Linked DNA regions of Homo sapiens: region 2 is linked to region 1. Evidence: chromatin loops called from intact Hi-C (ENCODE). Cell type or tissue: CD4-positive, alpha-beta T cell. All regions are shown on one strand. Links, peaks and the distances in the headings refer to the core of each region. The heading gives the core; the rest is flanking DNA.

Region 1 (8,698 bases), core at 1,420-6,419:
TCCAAGTGGTTGTCCTGCTTCACCCTCCCTGTAGCTGGGACTACAGGTGCACACCACCACGCCTGGCTAATTTTTGTATTTTCAGTTAGAGACGTGGTTTTACCATATTGGCCAGGCTGGTCTCAAACTCCTGACCTCGTGTGATCCACCCGCCTGGGCCTCTGAAAGTGCTGGGATTACAGGTGTGAGCCACCAAGCCTGGCCGATCCTTTTAAGTTTTTAAACCAGTTAAGCTCTTTGGTTCCCCCTCAGAGTCCCAAGGTCCTGGGTCACTCAGGATCACATTTTCCTTTAATCAGTTGTCACTGGTCCCCTTTTGTCCCTTTGAACGTGCTGTGGGATTAGTAGCAGCATCTGGCTGTTGGAAGGACTGGCTGGGATCTCAGGTGAAATACCCTCCCTGGCCCTCCTTACCCTTAAGATCTCCCTGAAAAGTCAGACCTTGCTTATTGGAGTTTGAGATGCATTCTAGTAAACCCAGACCTACCAGAGAGAGGGACCCACGTCTGAAGAATCTTCCAGCCTGGGGAACCTGTGACTGGCCACACCCTTAGCCTAATGGAGGGGCCTCAGAAGCAGAACTACCTTTTTTTTTTTTTTTAATGGTATTACATTTTGCAAATGGAGAGGTAGACTCTGATTGGGCCCCTTTTGACAACGCAGCAGAGCTGAGGTTTGAATCCTAGTCAGTCAACACTTCAACCCCTATGTTGCTGTTTCTTCAATGTCTAGAATGTTCTGATAGATGAAGCAATGGCCCGGCAGGTCAGCAGCACACCAACCCCCAACCTACCCAGCCTGTATAGGCCTTGGCCACAGGAGCTTTCTCTTCCCTTGAAGTGATCTAATGGGGGATGGGGTATCTGTCTCGCTGGTTATGAAAGAAGCTGAGCTAGGTGCTCTCCTAAGTTGCTTAAGTGTCTTCTGAATTGATGCCCAGTCAGTTTCGTATGGAGAAAGGTCTCTGTTTTTCCAAAGCAGAAGGTTCTGTGGAAGCACAAATACTTTACTGGAGAGCAAAGGAGTACGAGTAGGAATTGGGGGCCACGCACAGTGGCTCACGCCTATAATCCCAGGACTTTGGGAGGCCGAGGTGGGCAGATCACCTGAGGTCAGGAGTTCGAGACCAGCCTGACCAACATGGAGAAACCCCATCTCTACTAAAAATACAAAATTAGCCGGGCGTGGTGGCGTATGTCTGTAACCCCAGCTATTCGAGAGGCTGAGGTAGGAGAATCGCTTGGACCCGGGAGGCGGAGGTTGCAGTGAGCTGAGATTGCGCCACTGCACTCCAGCCTGGGCAACAAGAGCGAAACTGTCTCAAAAAAAAAAAAAAAAGAAGAAGAAAGGCTGGGCACGGTGGCTCAAGCCTGTAATCCCAGCACTTTGGGAGGCCGAGGCGGGCGGATCACGAAGTCAGGAGATTGAAACCATCCTGGCTAACACGGTGAAACCCCGTCTCTACTACACACACACACACACACACACACACACACACACACACACACACAATTTGCTGGGCGTGGTGGAGGGCGCCTGTAGTCCTAGCTACTCGTGAGGCTGAGGCAGGAGAATGGCGTGAACCTGGGAGGCGGAGCTTGCCGTGAGGTGAGATCGGGCCACTGCACTCCAGCCTGGGCGACAGAGCGAGACTCCGTCTTAAAAAAAAAAAAAAAAAAAAAAAGAGTAGGAGCTGGGCATTCGCCAGGGGCTACGTAGTTCCTGGAGTTGAGGAAGTTCTCCAGGATTGAAAAATGTAAAGATCAGACACTGATCACAGCAACAGGAGGAGGCAGAAAAGTAGGCCGGAAGTCATTTCCACCCTCTGAGCACAAAATGGAGAGCATAAATTCCCCAAAAGCTCCTGTCCAAGTCAAGGGGACTGCGCTTTTTTTTTTTTTTTTGGAAACAGAGTCTCCCTCTGTCGCCAGGCTGGAGTGCAGTAGTGTGATCTCGGCTCACTGCAACCTCCGCCTCCTGAGTTCAAGCGATTCTCCTGCCTCAACCTTCCGACTAGCTGGAACTACAGGCGCGCCACCACGCCCAGCTAATTTTTGTATATTTAGTAGACGCGGGGTTTCACCATGTTGGCCAGGATGGTCTCGATCTCTTGACGTCGTGATCCTCCCGCCTCGGCCTCCCGAAGTGCTGGGATTACAAGGATGAGCCACCGCGCCCGGCCGACTGCTCTTAATAATATAAACAAGCCCTAGGCATTCCCCATATGTACTCCTCCAGTTGTACACAGGGACCTCAGTTTTTTCTTTTTTTTTTCTTTTTTCTTTTCTTTTCTTTTTTTTTTTTTTTTTTGAGACGGAGTCTCGCTCTGTCGCCCAGGCTGGAGTGCAGTGGGGCAATCTCGGCTCACTGCAACCTCCACCTCCCAGTTCAAGCGATTCTCCTCCCTCTGCCTTCCGAGTAGCTGAGACTACAGGCACACGCCACAACGCCCAGCTAATTTTTGTATTTTTAGTAGAGATAGAGTTTCGCCATGTTTGCCAGGCCAGTCTGGAACTCCCGACCTCAAGCGATCTGCCTGCCTTGGCCTCCCAAAGTGCTAAAATTACAGGTGTGAGCCACCGATCCCGGCCCACAGTTTTGGATTTCATCATCCTGATAATCCTGAGTTCAAGGGGCAGCTCCACCATTCCCCAACCCCTCCAAAACCTACCCTCTCAAGCCCCTCAGACCGAGGATCAGGGGCTGGTTGGTATGGACCTGTGTGAGATTTGGTTTGTTTTTGTTTTTGATACAGGGTCTCATTTTGTAGCTCAGGTTGGAATGCAGAGGCACAATCTAGGCTCGGCTCACTGCAACCTCTGCCTCTCAGGCTCAAGTGATCCTCCCATCTCAGCCCCGGGGTAGCTGGGATTATAGGAACACCTGCCACCACACCTGGCTAATTTTTTTTTTTTTTTGAGAAGCAGTCTTGCTCTGTCACCCAGGCTGGAGTGCAATGGTGCAATCTCGGCTCACTGCCTGCCACCTCCACCTCCTGGGTTCAAGCAATTCTTCTGCCTCAGCCTCTGGAGTAGCTGAGGCTACAGTTGTGCGCCACCACACCTGGCTAATTTTTTTGTATTTTTAGTAGAGACAGGGTTTCACCCTATTGTCCAGGCTGGTCTCAAACTCCTGACCTCGTGATCCGCTGTTTTCGTTTGGTTTGGGGTTTTTTTTTTTTTTGAGATGGAGTTTCATTCTTGTTCCCCAGGCTGGAGTGCAATGGCGCGATCTCCGCTCACTGCAACCTCTGCCTCCCGGGTTCAAGCAATTCTCCTGCCTCAGCCTCCTGAGCAGCTGGGATTACAGGCATGCGCCACCATACCTGTCTAGTTTTGTATTTTTAGTAGAGACGCGGTCTCTCCATATTGGTCAGGCTGGTCTGGAACTCCCGACCTCAGGTGATCCACCCGCCTCAGCCTCCCAAAGTGCTGGGATTACAGGCTTGAGCCACCACTCCTGGCCTAATTTTTGCATTTTTATTTTATTTTATTTATTTATTTATTTATTTATTTTTGAGACGGCGTCTTGTTCTGTCGCCCAGGCTGGAGTGCAATGGCGCGATCTCAGCTCACTGCAACCTCTACCTCCCAGGTTCACGCTATTCTCCTGCCTCAGCCTCTTGAGTAGCTGGGATTACAGGCACTCACGACGGTGCCCAGCTAATTTTTGTATTTTTAGTAGAGACGGGGGTGTCCGCCATGTTGGCCAGGCTGGTTTCGAACTCCTGAACTCAGGTGATCCGCCTCCCTCGGCTTTCCAAAGTGCTGGGATTACAGACTTGAGCCACTGCACCTGGCCCGGGCCGAGTACTTCTGACTTCAGGAAATGGATGAAATTACCAGACTTAGGGGAAGGGAACAGTGTGGGGAAGAGATCTGGGAGGGTTCTCATTCATGGGTTGTTGATTTGGAAGACCAGAAACCTGGCTCTGACAAAGCAGTGTTCTTTACGCCTCTGTTTTCCTATCTTTAATTGGGGACAGTGCTCTGTCAGTTTACTGTGACAAGCAAGAGTAGCCACAGTAGACCCACCTGGAAGCAACTAGAAATGACTTGGCTCTTGCTGCCATCTAGTGAACAAATTGGGCATTGCATGCGTTAGCTTTGGAATACATTGTAATACACTTGTTCAACAAACTTTTTTTTTTTTTTTGAGACTGAGTCTCACTCTGTCACCCAGGCTGGAATGCAGCGGTGCCATCTTCACTCACTGCAACCTCCGCCTCCTGGGTTCAAGCAATTCTCCTGTCTCAGCCTCCTGAGTAGCTGGGATTACAGGCTCCCACCACCACGCCCGGCTAATTTTTGTATTTTTAGTAGAGACAGGGTTTCACCATGTTGGCCAGGCTGATCTCGAACTCCTGACCTCAGGTGATCCACCTGCCTCAGCCTACCAAAGTGCTGGGATTACAGGCGTGAGCCACTGCACCCGTCTCAACAAGCATTTTTATTGCTGAGTAATACTCCCTTGTGTGGATATACCATGAAATTATTTTTAAAAATATTGGCTGAGGGCTGGGCGCGGTGGCTCATGCCTGTAATCCCAGCACTTTGGGAGGCCGAGGAGGGTGGATCACCTGAGGTTAGGAGTTCGAGACCAGCCTAGTCAATATGGAGAAACCTCCTCGTCTCTACCAAAAATACAAAAATGTTACAAACCTCACATTCGACACATGTATCCCAGGACTTAAAGTTAAAAAAAAATTATCTGAGTGTGATGGCACATGCCTGTAATCCCAGGTACTCGGGAGGCTGAGGCAGGAGAATTGCTTGAACCAGCGAGGCAGAGATTGCAGTGAGCCGAGATCATGCCATTGCACTCCAGCCTGGCCAACAGTGAGATTCCATCTCAAAAAAAAAAAAAAAAAAAAATTAAGGCCAGTCTCAGTGGCTCACGCCTGTAACCCCAGCACTTTGGGAGGCCAAAATGGACAGAACACTTGAAGTCAGGGGTTTGAGACCAGCCTGGCCAATGTGGTAAAACCTTGTTTCTACTAAAAATACAAAAAAATTAGCTGGGCGTAGTGGCACACATCTGTAATCCCAGCTATTCGGGAGGCTGAGACATGAGAATCACTTGAACCCAGGAGGTAGAGATCACGTCACTGCACTCCAGCCTGGGTACCAGAGTGAGACTCTGTTTAAAAAAAAATAAAAATTAAGAGTGGCTGGGCATGGTGGCTCACGCCGGTAATCCAAGTACTTTGGAAGGCTGCAGAGGGTGGATCTCTTGAGGCCAAGAGTTTGAGACCAACATGGCCAACACAGCAAGACCAAAAATATACAAAAATTAGCCAGGCGTGGTGGCTGGCTCCTGTAATCCCAGCTATTTGGGAGGCTGAGGCATTGCTTGAACCCAGGAGGTGGAGGCTACATTAGGCCGAGATCGCACCACTGCACTCCAGCCTGGACAACAGAGCAAGACTCTGTCTCAAAAAACAACAACAACAAAAAAGAGATTGTGTCTTGCTTTGTTATCCAGGCTGGTCTTGAACTCCTGGACTCAAGGGATCCTCCCACCTCAGCCTCCCAAAGTGGGATTACAGGTGTGACCCACTGCACCCAGCACTGGTGTTTTTTGTTTTGTTTTGGGACATGGTCTCACTTTGTCGCTGTTGCTCAGGCCGCAGTTCAGTGGCAGGATCTCAGCTTACTGCAGCCTCTGCCTCCTGAGCTCAAGCCAGCCTCCCACCTGAGCCTCCCAAGTAGCTGGAACCATACAGGTGCATACCACCATGCCTAGCTAATTTTTTTTTTAGATGGAGTTTCACTCTTGTTGCCCAGGCTGGAATGCAATGGCACGATCTTGGCTCACTGCAACCTCCACCTCCCCAGTTCAAGCAATTCTCTTGCCTCAGCCTCCTGATTAGCTAGGATTACAGGCATGCACCACCATGCTAGGCTAATTTTGTATTTTTAGTAGAGATGGGTTTTCTCCATTTTGGTCAGGCTGGTCTCTAACTCCTGACCTCAGGTGGTCTGCCCGCCTTGGCCTACCAAAGTGCTGGGATTACAGGTGTGATCCACCGCACCCGGCCTTAATTTTTTTATTTTTAGTAGAGATGGGGTCTCTCCATGTTGCCCAGGATGGTCTGGAACTCCTGAGCTCGAGTGATCCTCCCGCCTCAGCCTTCCAAAGTGCTGAGATTACAGGTGTGAGCCGCCTCGCCTGGCCACAGTTGCGTATCTTCTTTGGTGAAGTGTCTGTTCATTTGTGTTGTGTTTTTCTCTTTTCTTTTCTTTTCTTTTCTTTTCTTTTTAAGACGGAGTCTCCGTCTGTCGCCCAGGCTAGAGTGCAGTGTTGCGATCTCGGTTCACTGCAACCTCCACCTCCCAGGTTCAAGCGATTCTCCTGCCTCAGCCTCCCAAGTACCTGGGATTGAAGGAGCGCCCCACCACGCCCGGCTAATTTTTGTTTTTTTAGTAGAGACCGGGTTTCACCAGGTTGGTCAGGCTGGTCTTGAACTCCTGACCTCAAATGATCCACCCACCACGGCCTCCCAAAGGTGTGAGCCACCGTGCCCAGCCATTTTGTGTTTTTTTTTTCTTGCCATTGTTGTTGGCATTTTTATCTTTTGTTGAGTTGTAAGGGCTTTTACATATTCGAGATAGAAGTCCCTTGTCAGATTTTTTTTCTTTTTTTACTTCTGTTGTATGTTTATTATTTATTTTGTATTTTTTGAGACGGAGTCTCGCTCTGTCGCCCAGGCTGGAGTGCAGTGGTGCAATCTCAGCTCACTGCAACCTCTGCCTCCCGGGTTCAAGCAATTCTCCTGCCTCAGCCTCCCAAGTGGCTGGGATTACAGGCATGCACCACCACACCCCACTAATTTTTGTATTTTTAGTAGAGACAGGGTTTCACAATGTCGGCCAGGCTGGTCTCAAACTCCTGACCTCAAGAGATCTGCCTGCCTTGGTCTCCCAAAGTGTTGGGATTACAGGCATGAGCCGCTGCCCGTGGCCTGTTTTATGTTTAGATATATGTTTTGCAAAAGTTTTATCCCAATATGTGTCTTTCTTTTCATTTTTTTGTAACAGTGTCTTTGAGGAGTAGAAGTTTTAAATCTCTTTTTTTAAATTTTTATTGTTACAAATGTTTACTTAATAAAAAGCTTAATATAAAAATGCACATGGCCCAGGCCGGGCGCGGTGGCTCATGCCTGTAATCCCAGCACTTTGGGAGGCCGAGGCGGGCTGATCACGAGGTCAGAAGATCAAGACCATCCTGGCTAACATGGTGAAACCCCGTCTCTACTAAAAATAATACAAAAAATTAGCCGGGCGTGGTGGCGGGCGCCTGTAGTCCCAGCTACTTGAGAGGCTGAGGCAAGAGAATGGCATAAACCCGGGAGGCAGAGCTTGCAGTGAGCCGAGATTGTGCCACTGCACTCCAGCCTGAGCGACAAAGGGAGACTCTGTCTCAAAAAAAAAAAAAAAAAAAAATGTACGTGGCCCAATTTTTACATCATAGTAAAACAAGTCCTTTGGAGAAGGGACTTGGATTTCTCTGCAGAGCCGCCATTGTTTATAGTTGTTCCAAGGCTTCTAATATGAGGATACTTCTCCCTCATCTTACCACTGTTCCAGGGTTGCTCTGTTGTCCACTAGTTGCCATCTTCACACTTTCATCTATCACAAGATTCATAAAGGGATCAAATCCCCAAAATATTCCTTGGATACATCTGCCATCATTTAATATTTTTTATTTTTTATTTTTTTGAGATGGAGTCTCACACTGTTGCCAGGCTAGAATGCAGTGGCTCGATCTTGGCTCACAGCAACCTCTGACTCCCTGGTTCAAGCGATTCTCCTGCCTCAGCCTCCAGAGTAGCTGGGACTACAGGCATGCGCCACCACGCCCAGCTAATTTTTGTATTTTTAGTAGAGACGGGTTTTCACCATGCTGGCCAAGATGGTCTCGATCTCTTGACCTGGTGATCTACCCGCCTCAGCCTCCCAAAGTGCTGGGATTACAGGCGTGAGCCACCATGCCTAGCCGTTATCTATAATTTTTATGCTGGAGGAGGGCGGGGGGTGAGCTTTGCTCATAGTGTCTCAAGGTTTTAAATCTTGAACAAACTACTGATACACCCGTAATACATAAGAATTTCAAAAGATGTTGAGATTAAAGAAACCAGTTTTTAAAAACTATTAGTTTAGTGCAAAAGTAATTGCAGGCTGGGTGTGGCAGCTCACGCCTATAATCCCAGCACTTTGGGAGGCCAAAGCAAGTGGATCACCTGAGGTCAGGAGTTCAAGACCAGCCTGACCAACGTGGTGAAGCCCCGTCTCTACTAAAAATACAAAAATTAGCCGAGTGTGGTGGTAAACACCTGCAATCCCAGCTACCGGGGAGGCTGAGACATGAGAATCGCTTGAACCCGGGAGACAGAGGTTGCAGTGAGCCATGATTGCACCCCTGCACTCAAGCCTGGGTGACAGAGTGAGACTCCGTCTCAAAAAAAAGTAATTGCAGTTTTTGCCATTAATACATACTGCATGATTCAATTTATATACAAATCTTTGTATTTTTAGTAGAGACGGGGTTTCACCCTGTTGGTCAGGCTGGTCACGAACTCCTGACCTCAAGTTATCCACCTCCCCTGGCCTCCCAAAGTGCTGGGATTACAGGTGTGAGCCACTGCACATGGCCAAGAGCATTTTTTTTTTTTTATAGAGACAAGGTCTTGCTATGT
Region 2 (8,698 bases), core at 1,777-6,776, 290 kb before region 1:
CTGGCTGGGGTAGCCTACCTGATTCGCCCCTGGCGGTGCCTGCAGTTTGCCATCTCTGCTCCTTTCCTGATCTTTTTCCTCTATTCTTGGTATGTCCTGAACAGAGTGGGGTGGGGGAGGGTGCACCTGTGTGGCCGAGTCTTCACCTGGCCCTGTGAGAGGTTGGGGTGTGCAGTGACCGGGGCTTGCTGGACTTGACAGGGGACACAAAGGATGGCAGGCGTTCATGGAGGCTGCAAGCTCTCAAGTCCTCACGAATGGCTACTGGGACGCTCTGGTAAAATCCCTTGCATTAGTGTGGGGCCCTGGAACGTCCCAAGAGCTTTTGCCTTCATCAACTCCTTCGCATCCCTCAACACTTCATAAGTACTCTAAGTGCTTATAAAGTTATAAGAATATAACTGGGGCATATATAAGAGGGTAATGAAGCACAGCCCAGAGAGGGCCCATGACTCACACAAGGCCACACAGCTGGGGTCAGAACCAGATTCAAAACCGGGTCTGGGATAGGTGTGGTGGCTCACGTCTGTAATCCCAGCACTTTGGGAGGCTGAGGTGGGCAGATCACTTGAGGTCAGGAGTTCGAGACCAGCCTGGCCAACATGGTGAAACCCCATCTCTACAAAAAAAATAATTAAATAAATAAAATAAAATTAGCCAGGCATGGTGGTGGGTGCTTGTAATCCCAGCTACTCGGGAGGCTGAGGTAGGCGAATCACTTGAATCTGGGAGGCAGAAGTTGCAATGAGCCGAGATTGCTCCACTGTGCTCCAGCCTGGGCGACAGAGTGAGACTTGGTCCAAAAAAAAAAAAAAAAAAAAAATGCCACGGGTCTGTTGAAATCCTAAGTCCTCTGTAGTTTTGTTTTTTTTTTTTTGGTTTTTTTTTTGTTTTGAGATGGAGTTTCCCTCTGTTACCCAGGCTGGAGTGCAGTGGCGCGATCTCGGCTCTGCAACCTCCACCTCCCAGGTTCAAGCGATTCTCCTGTCTCAGCCTCCTCCTGAGTAGCTGTGATTACAGGCACACACCACCATGCCCGGCTAGTTGTTTTGTATTTTTAGTAGAGATGGGGTTTCATTATGTTGGCCAGGCTGGTCTCAAACTCCTGACCTCAGGTGATCCACCCTCCTGGGCCTCCCAAAGTGCTGGGATTACAGGCGTGAGCCACCGTGCCTGGCCAAGTCCTCTGTAGTCTTTAAATACTGTTCAGTGAGTCTCTGTATGATGTACTGCAAAAAAAGGGAAGCTGGCATGGCCCCCAGACTTCCTGATGCTACAGACAGGAGGACAGGTCATCTTTTTTGGGTCTGAAAGAAGGTAGACAAGGGGGTATTGGGTTTGGGGAATAGAATGAGCTCTACCCAGCCCCAGATCCTTCTTCCTCCTCTCGGTCCCAGGTGGCTTCCAGAGTCATCCCGCTGGCTCCTCCTGCATGGCAAGTCCCAGTTAGCTGTACAGAATCTGCAGAAGGTGGCTGCAATGAACGGGAGGAAGGAGGAAGGGGAAAGGCTGACCAAGGAGGTAAGCGAGCTGGGAGGAAGGAAGGGTGGGAACAGTCTTCAGTCTTGCTGGCAACCTCCAGTTGTACTAGAATTTAGCAACTTCCCAGGACTCACGTGCCATCCAGGTGTAGACATTGGGAATAAACAGGACAGGCAGAGTTCTCATGTGCGAAAGATGTTGTTTAGGTATTGAATGATTGTGTGATTTAGGATAAATAATTTAACTGCTTTGCTCATCAGTCAATCCACCTTTGTAATTAGGAAATAACCCTATTAACCTTGACATCCAGTTGAAATTTTAATAAAATAATAAACTAAAATTATTAAAATAGCAACCACACAGTAAAATTACTGGGGAATCAATAACAAAAGCACCATTATAAATACCATTTATTATAAGATAGTTACCATTTATTATCAATAAGCATCATTTCTCAAGCCCCATGCCGGGCACTAGGCTGAGAGCTTTATGTATGTAATCTCATTTCATGTCTCATTTTTGACAAAGAGGAAATTGAAGTGGGGACAGGACGGGTAACTTGCCTGAGAACACACAGTAGGAAGTGGCAGAACCACTTGGAACCCCTGCTCTTATCTGACTCAATCTCCGAGTCTATACCAGGAATGGGGTGGGAGGCCCTCCAGAACCGCAGAACCTCAGTAGTGTTGGAGTTCGTGTTGGAGCTTCTCAACACCCTGGAAACAGTGTGTTGGCACTTCTCAACACCCCTCAAGTGCCATCAGTCCTTGGACGGAGCGGAGACAAGGGCCAGCCACCTCACCAAAGACCTCAACCCCAGCTCTCCTCCACACAGACGAAGGGGTTCCCAGCAGGGATGTGGGGTCCGAGCTCCCTCGCTTTCCCTGAGCAGAGTCTTCTTACCTAGGTGATGAGCTCCTACATCCAAAGCGAGTTTGCAAGTGTCTGCACCTCCAACTCAATCTTGGACCTCTTCCGAACCCCGGCCATCCGCAAGGTCACATGCTGTCTCATGGTGATTTGGTAGGTGACAGGCTCATGCCCAAGACTTTCACCTGAGGCAGGGGCATGCTCTCTGCCCCCACTGAAAAACTCTGTTCTGAAATACTCTTAATGCAATGAGCAGGTGAGCCGTGTGAACTCAATCTCTTCCCACACCCTTTTTCCAGCACTCGGCCTCTGCTGGATGCTGAGATGTGGTGACAGATGAGATATCATGCTAACCCAGGAACCCCACTTCTGGGCAGTGGGTCTCACCTGGGTGGGAGGACTATTGGAATCACCAAGGCAGCTTTTCCAGAATGTAATTTGTCCCATCCTGATATGCCCTTTGGGCTGGCTCTCCAGTGGATTCTGGGAAGTGTCGCACTCTGGAAAAAACACTTCTGGATCCAGGAGGGGATAGACAGGAAAATTGTAATTTTCATGCAGTGAGACAAGTATCCTAACAGCATTTCTGCTAGCTGGGGCTGCTGACGGCTTCAGGCAGGAGATAGCATTTAGACTGCTTTTAAAAGATGGTTAATTGGCTGGGTGCGGTGGCTCACGCCTGTAATCCCAGCACTTTGGGAGGCCGAGGTGGGTGGATCATGAGGTCAGGAGATTGAGACCATCCTGGCTAACATGGTGAAACCCCGTCTTTACCAAAAATACAAAAAATTAGCCGGGCATGGTGGCGGGCACCTGTAGTCCCAGCTACTCGGGAGGCTGAGGCAGGAGAATGGCGTCAACCCGGGAGGCGGAGCTTGCAGTGAGCCGAGATCATGCCATTGCACTCCAGCCTGGGCGACAGAGCAAGACTCTGTCTCAAAAAAAAAAAAAAAAAAAAAAAGATGGTTAATCAAGTTTGCAAGGTGGGCAGGAAGGAATACCTAACAGGTTCACAGGCATGAAGATGTGAAATGGACAAAAATACAAAGGCAGCCCATATGCAGTAGCACCACCAGCTGCAAGCTGACAAATCCTAAGGGGAAGGGCTGATAAAAAACAACCGTGTTGATTTCATTCCACTGGATTTCCTGCACATTTAAATAATTGGTATTGATACTTATGAAGCAGGGAGTGCAGGCAATGAATTACTATCTCCTTCCTTCCTTCCTCTCTCTTTCTCTTTCTTTCCTTCTCTCCTTCCTTCCCCCCTCCCCTCCCCTCCCCTCCCCTCCCCTCTCCTCTCCTTTCTTTCCACGGAGTCTCCCTCTGTCTTCAGGCTGGAGTGCAATGGTGCGATCTCGGCTCACTGCAACCTCCGCCTCCCGGGCTCAGGTGATTCTTCTGCCTCAGTCTCCCAAGTAGCTAGGACTACAGGCACATGCCACCAAACCCAGCTAATTTTTGTATTTTTAGTAGAGACGGGAACTATCTGTTTTCTGTAGCAGACTGGGGAGTCTCTTTTAGTAGATATCAGCTGGGCTCTGAGGCCAGACTATCCAAGTGACCTGAGCAAGTCAGGGAGCCCAGCCTCCTGGGGCCTCTTTCCTACTTCTGTAAGGTCCTTGTGAGGATCCAGAGTTAAGACATGAGGCCAGCCCGGGTGACTCATGTGTGTAATCCCAGCACTACGGGAAGCAGAGGCGGGAGGATTGTTTGAGCCCAGGAGTTCCAGACCAGCCTGGTCAACATAGGGAGACGCCCACTACCTGGGGGTGGAGGGGTATGTATACCTGTGGTTCCAGCTACTTGGGACGCTGAGGTGGGAGAATTGCTTGAGCCCAGGAGTTTGAGGCTGCAGTGCCCTGTGATTGCACCACTGCACTCCAGCCTAGCTGACAGAGCGAGATCCCATCTCAAAAAAACAAAAACAAAAACCAGTTAAAGCACGTAAAGCACTTAAACCACAGGTTGCCCCCTGGGAAGCTCTGGGGTATAGAGTCTTTCCTCCGGTTTGGATTTGGGGCTGTGACCCCTGTGTACTGGGAAGATGGGACGGCCCCCAACTCTGGGAGGCTGTGAGGCCTTCTGTCCCCAACAGCGTGGCAGGCAGCGCAGTTCCGGCTCTGGGGAGCAAGGGGGCTCCTGCGAACCCGAGTCCAGGAATGGGCGTCTTCCTGCGGTAGCCCCTGCCGGCCTGGGCTTGCCCTTCGTCCACCTTCCTCTTTCCGCGAGGGAGAAACAGATCCTGAGTTCAAAATTCCAGAGCTGAAAGTCCTCTCTTGGATCCTTCTGGAAACAGCAAAAGCCCGTTTTTGCTGAGAAAGTGACTCGGCAGCTATCCGGAGCTCTCTGCCTGCAGGTGGGGCCATTCTCCTATGGAGCCGACCCGACCCGCTCAAAGCTGCCCCGGGAACCGCAGGTTTGGTTCGCGCACGCCGGGACTTGCCAACCGCACCCGAAAAATCGGGGCCATGTCCAAATGTTTCGCTTCGCTGCCGGCAGGGAGCCGCGCCGGGCTCGCTCCTGGGATCAACTGCACAGTCCTGGCTTTGGGGAGCGGGAGGCGGTGAGCCTGCCCGCCCCCCGACCCCTTCCTCACCAGTGTGTCTGGGGTGAGGTGGGGATGGGGAGTCCTGGGGTTCGAAAAAGGATGGGGGAGGAGAAAGAGGAAGTGTTAGGAACTGGTGAACTTTCACAAACTTCCACAAACCCTATTGTAAATGCCTTCAATTAACTGGGATTTTTTTCTTTACTGGTTGATTGATTTAAGACAAGGTCTTGCTCGGGCACCCAGGCTGCAGTGCAGTGGCACAATCATAGCTCACTGCGGCCTCGACCTCCCAGGCTCAAACGATCCTCCCACCTCAGCCTCTGTAGTAGCTAGGACTACAGGTGCCTGCCACCAAGCCCGGGCTCATTTTTAAAAATAGAGATGGGGTGGGGTCTTGCAATGTCGCCCAGGCTGGTCTAGAACTCCTGGACTGAAGCGATCCTCCCCCTTGGTCTCCCAAAGGGCTGGAATAACAGGGTTGAGCCACCTTGTAGTTTTTTTCTAAATTCTGAGAAGCATGCATACTCATTGTTAAAAACATTTTTTCCCCAAACAATCCAGAAACAGGCAGTGTAGTTCATTGGTTAAGAAGCAGGACTCGAACGTACTCCTTTGGTTTGAATCTCAGCTCTGCCACTTACTGGCTTTGTGATCCTTGACAAGTTACTTAACCGCTCTGTGCCTCAGTTTCTCCATTTGTAACATGGGCATCATAATAGAACCTACCACATAAGGCTGTTGTGAAAATTAGTCTGTAAAGCAGGTAGAACAGTGCCTGAATATGAGTTGTTTTCTGTTATCAGGTACATAAGTGCATGTCCCTCTCAACCTACTCTCCCTTCCACCTCTGAACATCTCCCATCTCCCATTTCTGTCAGGCATGAATTTGTATCCTTGCAGCTCTTAGTACATACATGACACCCACATACTTACACACACACACACACACACGTTCTTATAGAAATGGATTTAATAGGGGCTGGGTGTGGTGGCTCATGCCTGTAATCCCAGCACTTTGGGAGGCCGAGGTGGGCGGATCACTTGAGTCAGGAGTTCGAGACCAGCCTGTCCAACATGGTGAAACTCCATCTCTACTGAAAATATAAAAATTAGCCAGGTGTGGTGGCACGCACCTGTAGTCCCAACTACTCAGGAGGCTGAGGCAGGCGAATCACTTGAACCCGGGAGACAGAGGCTGCAGTGAGCCAAGATCTCGCCACTGTACTCCAGCCTGGGCAACAGAGCGAGACAGAGTGTCTCAAGAGAAAAAAAAAAAAGGATTAATACTCTACCTCTTCTGCTTTTGTTTTTTTAATAACTTAATCACATCTGTAAAAACTTTTACAACATTACATGTAACCAGCTTCCGGCATGTGATAGCTTTGCAATAAATATTTGATGAGTGAATGAACCAATGAGTGAATGAATGAATTTTAGAATATTGTGAGCCACAGAATTATAAGATGAAAAGGAATCTTAGAGAATGTCTGGTCCATTCTCCCTGCCACTGCCAATCTCGCCTGAGTGGCAATGCTGGCTAGTCGTGGTCCAGTCTCTCTGGGAAGACTCCGTTTCTAGAGCTCACATTCTCAGGAGCCTTTCCCCCTTCTTTCCTCCTAGGTGAGCAGACACGTTAACAAGCAAAAGAACTGAATGTAAAACTGGTGGTTTTTGACTGAGTGTCCCTCAAATTTCTCAATGGCCACTTTATTTTTTGTGAATGTTATAGTCTTATATTGCTTATAACAAATCACCATAATTTAGTGGCTTAAAATAACACCCATTTATGAGCTTACAATTCTGCAGGCCAGAAGTGCCAGCTGGGTTCTCTGCTCAGGCTCTTAGGAGGCTGAAACGAAGCCTCCTTTCTGGAGGCTCTGGGGAAGAATTCACAGCCAAGTTCATTTCAATTGTTGGTTCGATTTAACTGCTTGCAGCTGTAGGATTTATGTCTCCATTTCCTCACAGGCTGTTCATAAAAGCCACCTACATTCCTGGCTAAGTGGCCTCCTCCACCTCAAAGGAATATCTTCCTCATATCAAATCTCTCCCATGCTTTGAATCTCCAACTCCCAGTCTTTGACCTCTAGACCCAGATTTAAATCTCATGTTATTAGATCAGGCCCTCCCAGAAAAATCTCTGTTTTAAAGTTAAGTGATTTGGGACCTTAATTACATCTGCAAAATCCTTTCACAACACCTAGATTAGTGTTTGAATAACTGGGAGAAGGTTTGTGTACACCCGGGCCAGGAATTTGATGGACCATCTTGGAGTTCTTCTTCCCACATACAGGTTTATTTGTTTTTTTGTTTTTGTTTTTGTTTTTGTTTTTTCAAGGCAGAGTCTCACTCTGTCACCCAGGCTGGAGTGCAGTAGTGCCATCTCAGCTCACCGCAACCTCTGTCTCCTGTGTTCAAGCAATTCTCCTGCCTCAGCCTCCTGAGTAGCTGGGACTACAGGTATGTGCCACCATGCCCAGCTAGTTTTTGTATTTTTAGTAGAGACGGGTTTTCTCTATGTGGGCCAGGCTGGTCTCGAACTCCTGACCTGAAGGGATCTGTCTGCCTCAGCCTCCCAAAATGCTGGGATTACAGGCATGAGCCACCGCACGTGGCCCACATATACTTTTTATTGAAGTATAACACACATGCAAAAATGCACAAGGCTCAGCTTGACAAATTCTCACAAACTGTACACACCCATTAATCAACACACTGGTCAAGAAACAGAACATGATCAGCCTCCAGAAACCCCGTCCCCCCATGTCTTCTTCAGTCATTACCCTCCCCTATGGGAATCACTATCCTTATTTCTAATGCCACAGATTACATTAGCCTGTTTTTGGGCTTTATATAACTTGAGCTACATAGTTTTTGTAATTTATACCGTTTGTGAGATGCACTCATGTTGTCATATGTAATTTAGTTCGTTCTTTCTTCGTGTATAACAATCCATGGTACGAATATACTACTTGTGGTAGACAGAATAATGACCCCCAAAGATGTTTGAATCTTTATAGCTTTTCTGTAAATATATATTTATTACAAAATAAAAATTATTTTTAAAAAGCAAGGTATGCAGTAGAATAAGATACTTGCAGAAACCAATATCCAACAAAAAACCATATCCAGAAAATATATCTACGTCTATATATAATGTATATATATTACTAGAAATCAATAAGTAACATTCGTCCCCATCCTAATCCCTGGAATCTATAAATATGTTACCTTCTATGGCAAAAGGGACTTTGCAGATGTAACTAAGGATCTTGAAGGAGGATTACCCTGGATCATCTGAGTGGGCCCAGTACGATCACAAGGGTCCCTACAAGTGGAAGAAGAAGGTCAGAGTGAGAGAGAGACCTTTGGAGACGCTGTGTGCTGCTGGCTTTGAAGACAGAGGAAGGAGCCACAAGTCAAGGAATGCAGGCAGCCTCTAGAAGCTGGCAAAGGCAAGCAAACAGATTCTCCCATGGAGTCTTCAGAAGGAACACAGCCCTGCCCACACTCTGACATTAGCTCAGTAACACACGTTAGGCTTCTCACTTCCAGAAGTGTAAGATAATACATTTGTGTTGTTCTATGGCACTAAATTTGTGGTAATCTGTTACAGCAGCAATTGGAAACTAATACAGAAACGTTACCAATTTTTTTTTTTCTGAGACGGAGTCTCGCCCTGTTGCCCAGGCTGGAGTGCAGTGGCACGATCTCAGCTCACTGCAACCTCCTCCGCCTCCTGGGTTCAAGCAATTCTCTGCCTCAGCCTCCCGAGTAGCTGGGACTACAGGCGCG

The links. A loop is a pair of places that touch in the nucleus more often than their neighbours do. Peaks named below come from ENCODE experiments on the same cell type or tissue, not always from the same donor. Only the 100,000 strongest peaks of a DNase experiment are listed, where the experiment ranks them.
Region 2: a loop joins it to region 1, with 3 times the contacts of the local background. A loop is called at or near these places in 3 of 110 quality-filtered maps.

What each region holds. Positions count from the first base shown.
Region 1 is chr11:65,506,873-65,515,570 of GRCh38, forward strand. It overlaps TALAM1 and the pseudogene SNRPGP19. Among named protein-coding and RNA genes, the nearest start is that of MALAT1, 12 kb to the left of the region's middle. RefSeq lists enhancers at 500-809, 522-1,203, 920-989. In CD4-positive, alpha-beta T cell, for the core only: a CTCF peak has its summit at 4,073 (motif pointing left); DNase peaks (open chromatin) are centred at 1,549, 2,079, 2,889 and 4,079.
Region 2 is chr11:65,221,076-65,229,773 of GRCh38, forward strand. It overlaps the pseudogene SLC22A20P. Among named protein-coding and RNA genes, the nearest start is that of POLA2, 37 kb to the right of the region's middle. RefSeq lists a silencer at 691-920 and an enhancer at 4,795-4,994. In CD4-positive, alpha-beta T cell, for the core only: no CTCF peak of the experiment used is centred there; a DNase peak (open chromatin) is centred at 4,746; H3K4me3 peaks cover 880 bases; H3K27me3 peaks cover 1,392 bases.